Regions from separate parts of the Homo sapiens genome. Here region 2 is linked to region 1. The links are chromatin contacts, found by Hi-C or POLR2A ChIA-PET in ENCODE. All regions are on one chromosome and are shown on one strand. The core of a region is the stretch at or near the end of the contact, and the rest is flanking DNA. Distances in the headings are between cores, read along the strand shown.

Evidence for each region. Hi-C counts contacts between places; a loop is a spot of excess contacts on that map. ChIA-PET counts read pairs that join two places held with the same protein, here RNA polymerase II (POLR2A). Pooled maps may share reads with other maps.
Region 2: a pooled map shows a loop between it and region 1 (4-fold over the local background). The contact joins two enhancer-like sites. A Hi-C loop is called at or near these places in 6 of 50 pooled maps. POLR2A ChIA-PET finds 5 or more read pairs at or near these places in 2 of 52 experiments (Caco-2 and activated CD8-positive, alpha-beta memory T cell).

The regions. Positions count from the first base shown.
Region 1 is chr1:116,150,271-116,157,189 of GRCh38, forward strand. No RefSeq gene overlaps it. Among named protein-coding and RNA genes, the nearest start is that of MAB21L3, 42 kb to the left of the region's middle. RefSeq lists a silencer at 1,817-2,236. Within about 2 kb of position 1,866, at least 20 of the 41 ENCODE cell types and tissues checked have a DNase peak (open chromatin) inside an H3K27ac peak, as active enhancers do.
Region 2 is chr1:116,553,596-116,561,068 of GRCh38, forward strand. The region is part of intron 1 of CD58 (CD58 molecule); the gene reads right to left. LOC105378925 (a long non-coding RNA gene) reads left to right here. Exons shown (of 3, transcript XR_947739.2): 3 at 1-7,473. MIR548AC (microRNA 548ac) reads right to left here and starts at 6,516; the gene lies at 6,429-6,516. RefSeq lists enhancers at 2,989-3,238, 3,012-3,306, 4,983-5,032, 6,084-6,323. Within about 2 kb of position 3,141, at least 19 of the 41 ENCODE cell types and tissues checked have a DNase peak (open chromatin) inside an H3K27ac peak, as active enhancers do.

The sequences.
Region 1 (6,919 bases), core at 616-3,115:
TCTCTTCCAGACTGCTGCAGACCTACTCTTGCCCCCCGACCTCACACCAGTCCTCCCCACACAAGAGCAAGGGGGGCAACCTGCAAACTCAATCATGCTTATTTTCCCTGCTCTCATCCTCCCAATAGCTTCTCATCTCTTAGGAAAAAAAAAGGGAAACTCCCCACCAAGGCCCACAAGGATTATGTGATCTGACTTGGGCCATTCTCTCTTTCCTCGCCAACTACCACGCTCCTTCACACTGTTCCAACCATACCACACTGGCTTCCTTGCTTTGCTTCAGACACCCAAGCTCCATCCTGCCCAGGGCCTCAGTACCTGTTTCCCCCTTTGCTCAGAAATCCCATGCTCCATGCTGACATGTCCCAACCCTCCCCGAACAGCCTAACACAGCTAGCCCCCAGCACTCTTGCCCTGCACCATACTTCACTCTCCCCATAGTGGTTTGCTGGTTCTCCTATTAGAATAAATATAAACTCTATGCCGGGAGAGGGCTTGTCTTATTCACTGTTGTATTATATCTCCGGCACTTGGAACAATGCTCAGTGGGTAAGAGCTCAATGAATAGTTGTTAAATAGATAATTGCATGAAGGAATGGATGAATACATGATTTTGCTCCATAATATGTATCTGCTTTGTGGCAGGGCTTGGATTTGAACCCGGGTCTTCTAATTCTCAGGCCAGGCTCTTTCCTCTACAAAGTAACATTTTGAGAGTCTGAAGAATCCCACATCTTTAGTTTTAGAGAAAGAAAAATTGCCTCTGGCTCCAGAAGCCTGTTTTCCCAGAAGGGCCTGGCTGTCCTCACTATGCAGAACACAGCTTGATGCAGCAGAGCTTGAGAATGCACACTCATGCTGCAGAGGGGCCAGCCTGGCAGCTCATCACAGCAGCCACTGACAACTGTGGGCACTGGTGGATACTTTGTAGCAGGTGTTTGCTGGACATGCCTAGCTTAACTGGGTTCCAACGTGCAACATGTAGACTGAACAACACACACACACACACACACACACACACACACACACACACACACACACACACTGCATTTAAACAAAGCACATCAGAAAAGAGTTCAGGCTTTCACCCTCCCTTCCTGCCAAGCACGGAGACAAACAGTACTGGTCTTGGTTCTCTTTGTCTCTGAGTCTAGACCATTCATTTCCTCTCATTCAACCAGCTTTATTTTTGGCGATGTAACTTTCTTTCGTGAGCATATATATTATGTTCTCAGACTTTGTAACCTATGAATCTCCTGTGAGGACCGACCTACGAATGCTCAGAATACAAAGGCCGGAGTGAGCAGTGCTCTCTGTGAGAGAGAATGTTACGGCAAATGAAAAAACCACCTTCACCACCTAAGCAGGATTCTTGCTTCTAATGCAAAATGTAACCTCCCTCTATAGGATGGATAGAGGGATATTAGGTTGAGCACTCAACACACTGGGGTGCTTACCACAGAGTACCCCAAAGTGTGGTTTAGGTCTGAGGGACCGGGTGAGCAAGGAAGGCTGCACCGGTGTAGGGACAGGCACAGTCTGGGTCCTTTGGTGGCCGGGGGTACAAAGGAAGCAGAGCCTGGGCTCCCATCCTCTCCTGCTGTCACAGCCCCTCCATGGAGGCCCTGGCCCTTCTCTCCTCCTCTCTCCTGCCTCTTTCCAGGATGTTCTTTGCCCCACAGTGAGATGTGAGGGGCATCAAGAAGGCTCCCTGCCATTGACTCTCTCTGTCCAGGGACCGCCATATGTGACTTGTGCTGTCTGTGACCAGGACGCGGGCTCTTGAAGGAGCAGCGAGGAGCAAGAGAGAGGGGAGCGGACGCCCCGACTCGCGCAGGGCTGAGGCTGGAGGGGAAGACTCACAGGGACTACGGTCTACGGGGAGGCCGCCTTGCGCGCCGCGGCTCGGAAGCGGCAGGGGGCGCCCGCGGCTCCTCGCGGCCCCGAGCCGTGAAGGGCTGGGGAAATTCCTCCCGCTGAAGGCAGAGAGCAGACTGGGACACTGCGGTTCCCGAGAGCCGCAGCCCCGCCGCCTCCGCCCACGCTGGCCCTCGGGAGGCGGAAGACTAGCTGACGGCGGCCCCCACACGCGCTCTGCAGCCTGGGGGTAACCCTCAGCCCACCCAGTGCCCAGCGAGGGGGCTCTGATCCACAGGCTCCGCCCAGCTCCCTGGGTCCTCTTTTCAGTGGGCCTCTTTTATTGCCTAGCACTGGGGATCGGGGTGGGGGGTGGACAGTTACCCCAGTATAGATACTGGCTCATCCGGACATATCTGTGCTGCTGCAGGGCACTCAGCCTCCTTCCCTGCAAGATTAGAGGGGCTGTGGAAGACAGAAGAAAGATGCTGTGCTCTTATGGACTCCTTTTCCTTAGACTAATGCCCACGGGGAAAGGAAAGGAAAGGGAAGGGAAGGGAGGGGAGGGAGTTAAGCGCTCCATCACCCCCAGGCCAGGCGTCATGGTAGGAAGGTCATAAAGAGGGTGGGTGGGTCAGAATGCTCCAGGAAAGGAAAGGATGGGACACCAAGATTTGCAGATACTGCCTATGTGCCTGGCACATATTTTAGGGGCTTTGTGCTTTATCTCATTTAATCCCCTCGGCACTCCTTTGGAGTAGGTAGGCAGCATAAACCCATTTTGCCAATGAACACTTGGAGGCTCACAGAGAAAAAAGAACTTGCCCAAGGTCATGGGCTGGAGTGGACAGAGCCATATTCTTTATGCGTTTGTCATAATGAGTTCCTTACAGTGCAGGTGACAGGAGAGACATGAAGGCACAGCCTACCAGGACCAGAAGTCCAGGAGGAAGACTCAGTCCTTCTGCTGGGCCCTGCAACCCTATGAGCCTCGCAGGAACCAAGAGAGAGGGAGTTGAGCAGAGAGGGACCCAGAGGCACCCTCTGTGGGTGCTGTTCCCTGACCTTGACATAGAGGACATTCCTCAACATGGATGTGGGTCAAGGTCCTTCCCTGATGGTGGAATGGGTGGAGCTCGTAGTGTGACAGATGGTAGAGAAAGGTGTTCTTACAATTGCCCCTGGGCTAACATTTTCCAGTTGTACCTTTGAACGCTCTAAAAAATCCTAAAAATCACTTTCACAAAAGTTAATCATTCACTCTGCAGGCCAGATGACCTTTGCTATGTAGTTGGGGTTTTGTTTGCTTTTTTTTTTTAAAGTCTTGTAGTTTGTAATTGGACACATATCCTTTAGGTGAAGAAGAAAATAATTTAGGGTCTAGTAAAAGGCTTGGTTTTCTTCTTGCCCTCCATCTCCCAGGAGTTTAGAAACATTTTCTCAGTGAGAGGCTATAAATTGAAGACTGAAAACAAATTAATCTTCCAAAGCTGTGGCCTTCATGGAGTACTATATACAGGAGACCCCAGGAGACAAAAACATACCAAAACCAAAAAATCAATAAAATCCAAGCCATCACCCACCCTGCACCTGATTCCTTAGGCCCCTGCTGTCATCTGGGTGGCAGCTAAGTTTACCAACAGAGAGGATTCTGGAAATTTCATTGGTACAGTACTCTAACCAGCTTTGCCCTTTGAGAAATGGACTTTGGAAATTGCATTGGTACAGTACTCTAACCAGCTTTGCCCTTTGAGAGATGGATTCTGGAAATTTCATTGGTACAGTACTGTAACCAGCTTTGCCCTTTGAGAGATGGATTTTGGAAATTTCATTGGTACAGTACTCTAAACAGCTTTGCTCTTAGAGAGATGCAAGTGTGGAGCTTTTCTATTTTAATATTTCAATCACCTAAAAGTTAATTGACCTCCTATAATAATTTGGGAGGTCAAATTGGCTATGTAAACTGGACAAGCCACCCAACTTCTTTAGGCCTCAGATTCCCCTTCTGTGCAGAGGCTGGGGAGTAAGCTCCAAGTTCTCTTCAAAGGCTAATGCTCTGCAGCCTGTAATCCTGCAGGTTGCCTTAACAGGCTCCCCAGCTCTGTTCCATTAACTATTTTTGGCTCAGTGATTAGAAGGCCTTGTTGGGCCACACCCTTACCTCTGACATTCTGACAACTGGCTGGACATTTTCACTAGGTATCCCACTGGGCACTCAAACTCAAGATGCACAAACCAAACACATCACCTCTCCTTTCTTCTCCTCCTCTCAGCCTAACTCTGACTTCCCTTTCTCTCCTTCAGGCATCTGAGCTGGGAACATCAATATCGTCTTTAATGTCTCGCTATCCAACAGCTTCCACATTCAGTGAGTTCCCGAGACCTGAATATCTGGCTGCGAAGAGCCCTCCTCTTCATAGTCCCACAGCTTCTGTCCAGCTCAGGCCCTTGACCCCCTCACATGGGCTCTTGCCACCACATCCAGCATGCCCAACAACCTCCCCTCCTTTTTCCTTTCTCTCCCCACTCTGACACATACAAAGTGTCACTACCAGATCATCGCACTCACCCACAGCTCCGGCAAGCCTCTCCCCTGCTACAGAAACTTGAATGGTTTTCTTTTGCCAGCTGAGCAAACAATTGCCATTCGGGACCTCCATGATATAGCCTTAACCTAACTTCCCTCCTGCACCCACTCCTTACACTTCAGCCAAACTCAGTGTCCTTCACACACAGGCCAGCTTTTCTCGTCTGTCTCCATACTCTTCACATTCTCTCTGGAACATGCACAGCTCCCATACCTGCCTATGAAAACTCTACTTCTTCATTAAGGCCGAGTTCAAATGATACTTTTACCTTGAAATTTCCCAGGAGATCCCACTTAAGATCAATTTCTCATTTATTTTTTCAGCCAACAAATATTTATTGAGCACCAACTATGTGCCAGGTTCTGTTCCAGGCCCTGAGAATTCAATGGCGAATAGGAAGGATGCATTCCTACTCACAGGGAGCTTGCTGTTGGTGGGTGACAGAACAAAAGGAAGCAAACAAACAAAGGGTAGATCCTAGTAAGGGCGATGGAGGCGCTCTTGGAGTGGTTGACCTTTATTACAGTCTACTTGTAGTATGCCTTTTTGCAATTAAATGCTACCTTGAACACCCTCTGAGGGAAGAATCTGAGTCTCATTTATCATTGTGACTTCCACAGTGCCTGACATCACCTCATCCGTGTAATACCCCCTCAGAGTGCATTTGTGGAAGGAAGGGAAGAAGAAAGGAAAGAAGGAAGGGATGGAGGGAGGGAAGCAAGAAAGAAAGAGAAGGATTTGAAAAACATTTAAACAAATACTCCAGGTCAGGAGTGGAGCACCTATTAATATCTTACTAATTAAAACACAAACGATATTCTCATTTTGCATTTGTCAAAGGTTGTCAACTTTGCAATCCCTAGAGGTGCCTAGAGGTGTTTTTCTGTGTAAGAGCCTCACTCGAGATAGGAGAGGCAACATGGGGCAGGGGAAGGGCACTGCATGGATCTGGGATTTAGTCCCTGCCCTGCCACATAATGGTTGGGAGGTTTTGACAAGTTCCTGAATCTCTCTGAGCCTTAATGTCCTCATCTGTAAAATGGGGATCATAAAACCTGCCTCACAGACTTGGAAAACTAAATGACAAATTCAGCACCCCAAAATCATAAAATTAATTCAGGAGTATCCTAAGTTCTTATACTGGCTTTGTTTGGAGGACACGAAAGTAGGCTATCTGCCTCCAAAAGCAGAAATCTTTGGATATAGGAATATTTAAAAATATTATTTTTAAATCTCTTGTTCTGGATTCTTAAGGAAGAAAGAATCCTGGGCTCTCAACCTCACGCTACCTGAGAAGCAACTGTGCCCTTTCTTACTCTCCCCTAAAAAATGTACTCCCAGAATTGCGCTCCTTCCAACCATTAGAATTTGTTGCTTCAAGCACAGGAGCCATACAATTGCCTTCCCTAAAAAGCATCCTCTATTGCCTCCTGCTCCCAGAAAATATGGCATAAGATGAAGTCATCTCTTGCCCTTGGCTATGATTTGCTAGTGCCAGTGTGTGAAATGTGGCTTACCCATACCTTCTACTCACCAAACACAGATTGCAAAGATCCTGCAAAGGTCTCCCTTAGCCCACTGCCCTATTCCAATACTGTCTCAGACCCAACTTCACATCTTCTGTGCTTTCTAGAATTCACTCATCTCTGTATTCCCTATGTCAGACAGATTCCCATGGGGTTAGAGTGGTAGCAAATGACTTAGCCTCCAGATGTTTCATCCAGAATTAAGCCTCTTGAAACACATTATCACTCCAACATGATGTGCTTTCAATAGGGTAAGGACTATGCTGGTGACCGCTAGGAAATAAATTTGCCCCTTGCTTGTCCAAAGTGTCCGGATGGGCTCTAGAGTTTTGGCAAAAGTTCCTTGCAGCATCTTGAGCTGTTATTCCGTTTTAAAATTAAGTCCCTTGAAAATGGCTCTTGGCCTTTAAAATCTGCTTCTTTGACAAAGACAGCATATACACAGTTTCTTGGACAGATAACCCACTGGATATTTGATGAGTGTTCACTGAACTAAAGAAGGGGGAGTTACTCAAATATAAGCAATCTTTCATCAGCACATTCCTCACTCGAGTATTCCTAGAATATCACCCCTAACCCCTCCTGACCAGCTCAATTAACCAGAACCCCAGTGGGTATGTTTCCCAGTTTCTTGGTTTCTCTTCCTTCCTTAACACATACATGATTTTTGTTTTAGTTGGTGGGATTCAGAGGAGTAGGGGGTCTCTGAGATAAACATTTTTTTAACCTTTCCTATGGTGCTGATATCAGACAAATGTTTTAATGAAGTTGCGGAGAATTGGAGAGAATAGAATGGAATACTCTGGCAACTTTCATTCTTGCCTGAGAGTCCCCTTGCCCCTCCACTCCCACCTTTCACCACTTACTTCAAACATGGTAGAATAGCTCACACTCATGGTAAGAGAGATAATCACAAAAGGAAAAGAAGCATCTGGAGAGCAGTTATCG
Region 2 (7,473 bases), core at 1,891-4,390, 400 kb after region 1:
GAAGACTAAGACTGGCCTGGAACATCATGCTTTCAGTTTGACACTGTTCAGTGTGAGGGGTCTGTGAGACATCCAAGCAAAGATGCCCAGTAGCTGCTAAGTACACAGGTCTGGGACTCACAGGAAAGGATACAGATTTGGGAGTCATCACATTTCTAGTGGCTCCAATGGAGGCCATTAGGACCATCACCTTGGGAGAGCGTATGAAGTGGGAAAAGGCAGCTTGGACCTGTGCTTTAAAGCTTGGCTAGAGGGGAAAACACTGGCTAAGGAGACTGAGAGAGACCTGGGAAGTAGAAGAAAGGCCAGGAGGGGGATGGCATCATAACTCCAAGACAAGAGTCAACATGTGGAGACTTGACTGAATAAAAGGCACTAGTGATATTACTCAGATAGTAGGAAAAAGATGGAAGAAAATTCAAATGTAAGCAGAATTAAACACACATACAAAAACACATGCATACAATTTATTTTTGCTTATGCTCTAAAAGAACCTGTAGTTTCACTGAATACTGGGATCTGGGTGATATTTATTCAGGATGTTAACAAATAAAACAATAGTATAACCTACATAAAGAGATATGCATAATGATATTCATTTTAAAGTTATCTATACTAGTAAATAATAATCTAGTCTAATAGTTAAACAATTTAGTATTATGCCATGGCTTACTATGTGGTTATTTTAAAAAAGGAAACAGGATATTCTCCTTTTATTATTGGGAATTTGGAAAATTTCTTAATATTAAAAATAAAAAGTTATAGAAATATATATGCAGAATATTCCTCTTTTTAAAAACAATAAAGAGGCCAGATGTGGTGGCTCATGCCTACAATTCTAGCACTTTGGTAGGCCAAAGTGGAAGGATCACTTGAGCCCAGGAGTTTGATACCAGCCTGGGCAATGTAGTGAGACCCTGTCTCTACCAAAAAATATATATATATTTTAACTATAAAAAGACATGAATACATGTGTACATGCATTCTCACTTGCTCTTTTTTTAGACTGGAAAGAGACACCCTAAATGATTAACAGTGGTTGTTTTTAAAGTAACCACGGTTACTTTAGAGATTGTGGTGATGGTGAGATTTCAATTTATTACTTATTACTTAATACAGGTCACATTGAAAAATATGTTACTTTTGAAGACAAATATCCTATTACTATTATAATATTAAAACTATGTAAATTTTTTTTAAATAGAATTATTCAACCAAGAGGAGGAGTTGTTAAGAACTGTCTCTAAAACTAATATCTACCTCTACTTTGTGTGCATGGGTATATCTATTATTTCCTTCCTACAGTAAAGTCTTTTCTGTTGCACTTCCAAGGCCAACACTAAAGTAAGTTGCTAAGATAATTTCTAATGAACAAAAGAACAATAGAAGAAAGGGGAGTGAGTTTTTTCTCAAAGGTCACAAACCATGGATGAACGAATGAATGAATGAATGAATGAATACACAAATAGGAGCAAAGGAATGGTGTCAACAGTGAGTTTGTTGCTTTGCTGATACCACTGAGTGGTCAGAAAAGGGACTGTAGGGACGCTAATAACCATGCCAGAGTGCAGAACAGAGAGTGCCCAGATTTTGAAGCCAGCAAGGCCCAGGGTGAACTCCCAAAGGCCTCCCCACACTAGATCTCCTCAGCTGTGAAGTAGAAATCATAATGCCCACCATAAAAGATTGTTTTCAGGTTTGAATAAAATTGAGAGTCTTTTTACACTGGTTGACATGGAATAGGCTTTCAAAGGTTTTCTCTCTTTTTCTTTTAATGAGTTAGGTCAACATCAAGGTATTCACACTGTCTGAATTAACTGGGTGAGAACTGGGCATGGGGTGAGTTTTTGCTGTTTAAAAGCAAAGAGAGATGGAGGGAGGGAAAAAATTTTATCAGTGATCGCCTAAAAAGATTTTCTATGCTAGCCAGATAATTTTTGAAGGTTTTTTTGTTTTGAAGAATTTTGAATTTTTTTTAAATAAAGATATGAGGGTACCTAATACCTAATCAGCACTACATGTATAGAGTGATCACATATCTAAAAACAGGTCTGATCTCAAATATTCTGTTGCAGTGTTTCTACAAAACATCAACACCTCAATTTTAATAGTTCTTTTTGTATGGCCTGAAGTTGTAACTGGAACCCAAGTTTTATAGATGAAGTATCCTGATTTCTTATTTAGAAAATCTGGTCACCGTTAACTATGGGTTAATGAAAAGGAACTCTCAACCCCCAGCACAAATTCCTCTGCAAATTATTACTCAGGGCCTGAGATTCAGATTGACTGGTACTTTTTTTTTTTACTTAATCTAACACTTGTATGGCCCTGGCTCTGTGCCAGGCACTGTTGCAAGGGCTCTATAAATAGGTACTCACCACTGGGAGCAGTGGCTCATGCCTGTAATCCCAGCACTTTGGGAGGCCAAGGCAGGTGGATCACTTGAGGTCAGGAGTTCCAGACCAGCCTGGCCAACATGGTGAAACCCCGTCTCTACTAAAAATACAAAATTAGCTGGGCGTGGTGGCACTCGCCTGTAATCCCAGTTACATGGGAGGCTGAGGCAGGAGAATCGCTTGAACCCGGGAGGTGGAGGTTGCAGTGGCCAAGACTGTGCCACTGCACTCCAGCCTGGGTGACAGAGCAAGACTCCATCTCAGAAAAAAAAAAAAAAAAAAAAAAAAAATCAGAATCCTAAAAACATATTAAGAAGGTTTTATTTCTAACCTTATTATTTTGCAGGTGAGGAAACTGAGGCACAACAATGTTAAGTAATGAAGCCAGATTTGAACCTGGACAATCTGACTGCAGAATCAGTGCTCTTAACCATTGTTTCTTATTTAGCTTGCTACATGGCATAAGGCTCTTAAAGATAGTGACATGATGCAGGGTTTCTCAGGATACAATCTATAGACAGCATTGGAACAGCAGATGTTGCAAATGAGAAAGTCAAACTGAGTTAAGCACACCTCCAAACCTACAGGTGAGGCACTAAGCTCTGTGGTTTCCAAATCATCGAATGCTAGAGCTGAAGAGGGCCTCAGAGAGCAAGACTCCAGTCAAGGAAGAAAAAGCCAGACCAGAAACAATAAAAAGAAAACGAGCAAACAAAGGAGTCACAAAGAAACAGAACTGTGGCAAATGACGCATTAGACGAAGACCAGCAATTCCACCCACAGAGGAGATACCAGCGGGCCAAGTGTGAGTCAGAAGGGACTGGTGAGGACTTGCGCACCAGTGAGCCTACAGGGAGGGGCCTGCCATGTGGAAACAGGAGCTGTGCCTCAGCTCCTGCCATGTGGAAACAGAGGCCCACCATTGCCAGGTTCCCAATTTTTCAAAAAAAGCCAGATATTCACATTTTGTGTGAAAATTCCTGTTCTTGAAAGTTGGCAACTAATTCAAATCTGAGCTTAGGGGTAACCCCAGCCAGGCTAGCCCTATCAGGACAAGGACAAAGGTGTTCCTGTTTTTGGCTGTATCCCCATATGTCTGGCATATGGACTTTCAATAAATATCTGTTGAATGAATTAACTAAAATGATTAAAATACAACTTAAATGTAGTTCAAAAGATAAGGCTTCCTGACAGAATAGCAAAATTTGACAGTCACCCCAAACCCTGGGCTTTGTGAAATCCCAAATTGCTGTGGAACCTGGCTGAAGAAGGAGGACTTCGTAAGGAGAGATGGAGAAAGAAGTTTAACTGGAGCTTAAAAATAAAATGGCTCAGGAGCCCTCATATACAACCAAAACAGACTCAGTTTTTCAGCCCCACTTTCTGCCTCATCACCAAAGCAAGATGGGAGGACCTGCGGGCTCCACCTTCCCAACTCCACAGCTGTCCCTTTTGAGATGTTCCCTCTCAAGTTTAAGTAGATTTTACCAACTAAGTGTTATAGGATGCAGGGCACCACACCAGATAAACTTGTACCCACTCATGGATGTCAGCCCCAATCAAACTTAACAGCCTCGCTATGGTTTGAGGAGGTTCACTGATGTCATTTCTTTCTTTTCTTTCTTTTTATTTTTCTCTTTCTTTCCCTCTCTCTCTCCCTCCTTCCCTCCCCTTCCTTCCTTCCTTCCTTTTTCTTTTTGGAGACAGGGTCTCATTCTGTCACCCAGGTTGGTGTGCAGTGGTGCAATCGTGGCTCACTGTAGCTTCAACCTCCTGGGCTCAAGTGATCCTTCTGCCTCAGCCTCCCAAGTAGCTAGAACTACAGTTGCATGCCACCACGCCCAGCTAATTTTTATATTTTTTGTAGAAACAAGGTCTCACTATGTTGCTCAGGCTGATCTCAAACTCGTGGGCTCAAGTGATCCTCCTCCCTGGGCCTTCTGAAGTGCTGAGATTACAAGCATGAGCCACCATGCCCAGCCAATGCCATACCTTAGAGACAAGCTAATCACTCTTCCGGGATTTGAAGGAAAGGGTTTTCTTGAGTTTGTTCTTAGAAATAAACAATGTAATTTTAAGATACTTCTCTCTCTCTCTCTAAAATATTTTAAGGCTCACACTGCCTGCAGATTTTAGCAGGTAAAGTAAAAGTTCATTTGACCAAAAAAAAAAAAAAAAGAAAGAAAAAAGAAAAATTCCCTTAAAAGTTTCAGTACCTGAATATATGAATATTGGTATTTCCCTCTGAATATAAGACATCATAATGGTGATTCATTTAAAGCCTCGTGCAAGCCCAGAGATAGCAGGGTCTTGGGGCATTTTTGCTCCCAAGTGAGCAGATGGATTTCTCATCTGGATATGGGTCACTGAGCACAGCCTTGTCCCTCTCACTTCTCTGCGTTTGGTCTTCACATCACGGCACATTTTCAGTTGATGCCTACTTGCAGTATCAGGATGTGTGGCAATCTGGGAAGCAACATCTCTATCTACACACCCATATATGCATTTATAGTATTGAGGAGCGGCCAATCTCCTAAAATGTCTAGGCTAGTAATTGTATCAAATAACCTGTCCTATTAAGGCCATAAATATTCTCATATTAGTCAGTCCCAATTTTGGGGGTAGAAAATGTGCTTACCAGGCATGGAGATAATAAAGAGGAGTAGCACTGTTTGTTTTAACTCAATCAAGTTTCATACAGTTGTGACTCTTGCCTAGCTCTTAGCAAGTCCAATCCAAGGAGCCCTAGGCCAGCTCAGCCTCAGTAATAATATTTAACAGTAGCAGCAGCACGAAGATTCACTGCAGGCTTACTATGTGACAAGCACTTGTTCCAAGAGCTGTTTGTGTATTAACTCATTTAATCCTCAACTCAACTCTGAGGTAGTTCTTATTATTCATTTATTTGTTCATCAAATGTTCATGGAGTCCTGCCTATGTGCCAGACACTGAAATAAGCAGGCAGGATATAGCAATGAACAAAACAGACAAAATCCCAGCCCTCTTGGAGTCTATTTTTCAGTGGAGGGAAGAACATAATAAATGAAAAAGTAAATATCTTTTATTTGGATGATGTTGGATGATGTTAAGTGCTATAGAGAAAAATAAAGCAGAGTGTGGGGGCTGAGGAGTACTGGTAAGGAAAGGAGTTGGATGGCATGGGGGGCAGTCATAAGTTGGCATCTGAGCAGAGTCCAGAAAAGCAGGGGAGCGAGCCTAAGAACATCTGGGGTGAGAGTGAGAAAGGAGTTATTTCTTGAGAACACGCCTATCAAAGTAAGGTGGTTTGCTCCGCTGGACACTTGGTTGATAGAGAAGGTCAAAGATTCCGAAGCACCAGGCTACAGATGAAGAAATGGACTGAGAGGGTCAGCTGACTGCATTCACTCAGCTAGCAAGGGGCAGAGCTGGTGTCCAGACACAGGCAGTCGGCCCCAGAGCCTGCACTGTTGGCCAGAACATCAGATGCCTTGGTTGGGGCCATTCCTCTTTTTTCCTGATCGATTCCACCCTTAGCCGGTCCCAGTTAGTGACTTCTCTTATTTCCTTAAGACAGAGATTTACTGATTTCAGCCACACCACCACCAGTTTCCCTGCCCTCATCTACTTCATACTGAAACTGCAGCCACCTGTCTCCCAACGGTTACAAACCCTCGGTCCCCAAGGCCAGAGCAAGGTTCCCGGACCTTGCTCTCAGCTGTCAATCTGCCTCCTCGATAAGTTCATCAAGAATTAAGATGTTGGTTCTCTAAATCAACTTCTTTCTGTACTTTCCTTCTAATATGATGCTAAAATAGTTTCCTTTTTAATTCTTGTTCTTGCACTTAACCTATTTCTTCTTTCTCAAGATGTTTCCCTTTAGACCTATGCAATCCATCAAAGTAGCTACCAGCTACAAGTGGCTAGTGAGAACCTGAAATATGGTTAGTTCAAATGGAGATGTGTTCTGAGTATCAAATACACACCAGAATCTGAAGACCTGGTATTAAAAAGTGGAACATAAAATCTCTTGTTAATATTTTTTTGTAGTAACTACTAGGTTAGTGCAAAAGTAATTGCCGGTTTTTGCCATTAAAAAAAAATAGCAAAAACCACAATAACTTTTGCACCAACCTAATACATGTCGAAATGAAAATATTATGGATATATTAGGTTAACTAAAATATATTATTAAAATTAATTTCACATGTTCCATATTATACTTCTATTTGAGAGCACTTCTTTAGCCTGTTGTTTCAAGACACTCACATCCCACCTTTCTCAAAGGCCACATTTGTCTTTGACTGTTCTCACCTTAGATAGGATACAGCTGAGATCCACAGTATGCTTTAGGGAATAAGGTTCTTACTAGATCGGTTAAGGCTGTGAGTGTTTTTAAATCTATTCTCCAAAGTCTGATTCAAGGTATTTCAATACAGTACTGATCATTTCACTAAAATTCCTTGAGAATCCTTGTTATTTTCTAGATACTCAGTTCATCGTTGGGAAACTCTATTGCAAGTAGTTTACAATGGCACAGCCTCATTAGTTTCTTATTAATCTGATTTTTTATTTTTTTCTGAATGTGTATGTTAAACTTCAATTTTCTTCTAATTTTTAACTGGCATAGGAAGAAAATGTTCAAGAAACTACAGACTGGTCAGCCCAGTGGAAATTCAGGCACTAATCTCAACAGACATTTTGGGGAACATTGTAAAGTAAGCAAAGTTCACTAGAACCTATAAAGTAACCAAAAAGCATTTTCCTTGGAGGCTGATGGGCAGGCACTGAAAGTTATCTCCAAAGAGGAACTGCTAAAATGTTTTCCCCTCCTTTTCTAGGGACAGTCTCTGTATCTTATAGTCACACTTTATATTCAAACCTGAACTTATCTGAGAAAAGAGAAACGGCTGCATCCTGGTTTCACTTACAACCCTGAGATGGAAGTTGAGATTTGTCATTGCAGAATTTAAGGGTCTGTGTCCTTAAGTAAAACCTTCTGGTCACCCCTCAAGTAAAGCTTCAAAAAAGCTTAGGCACTTGTGCAGAAACAGCATGAGAAGAAACCAAAAGGCAGAAAACTTACACATATAAGGGC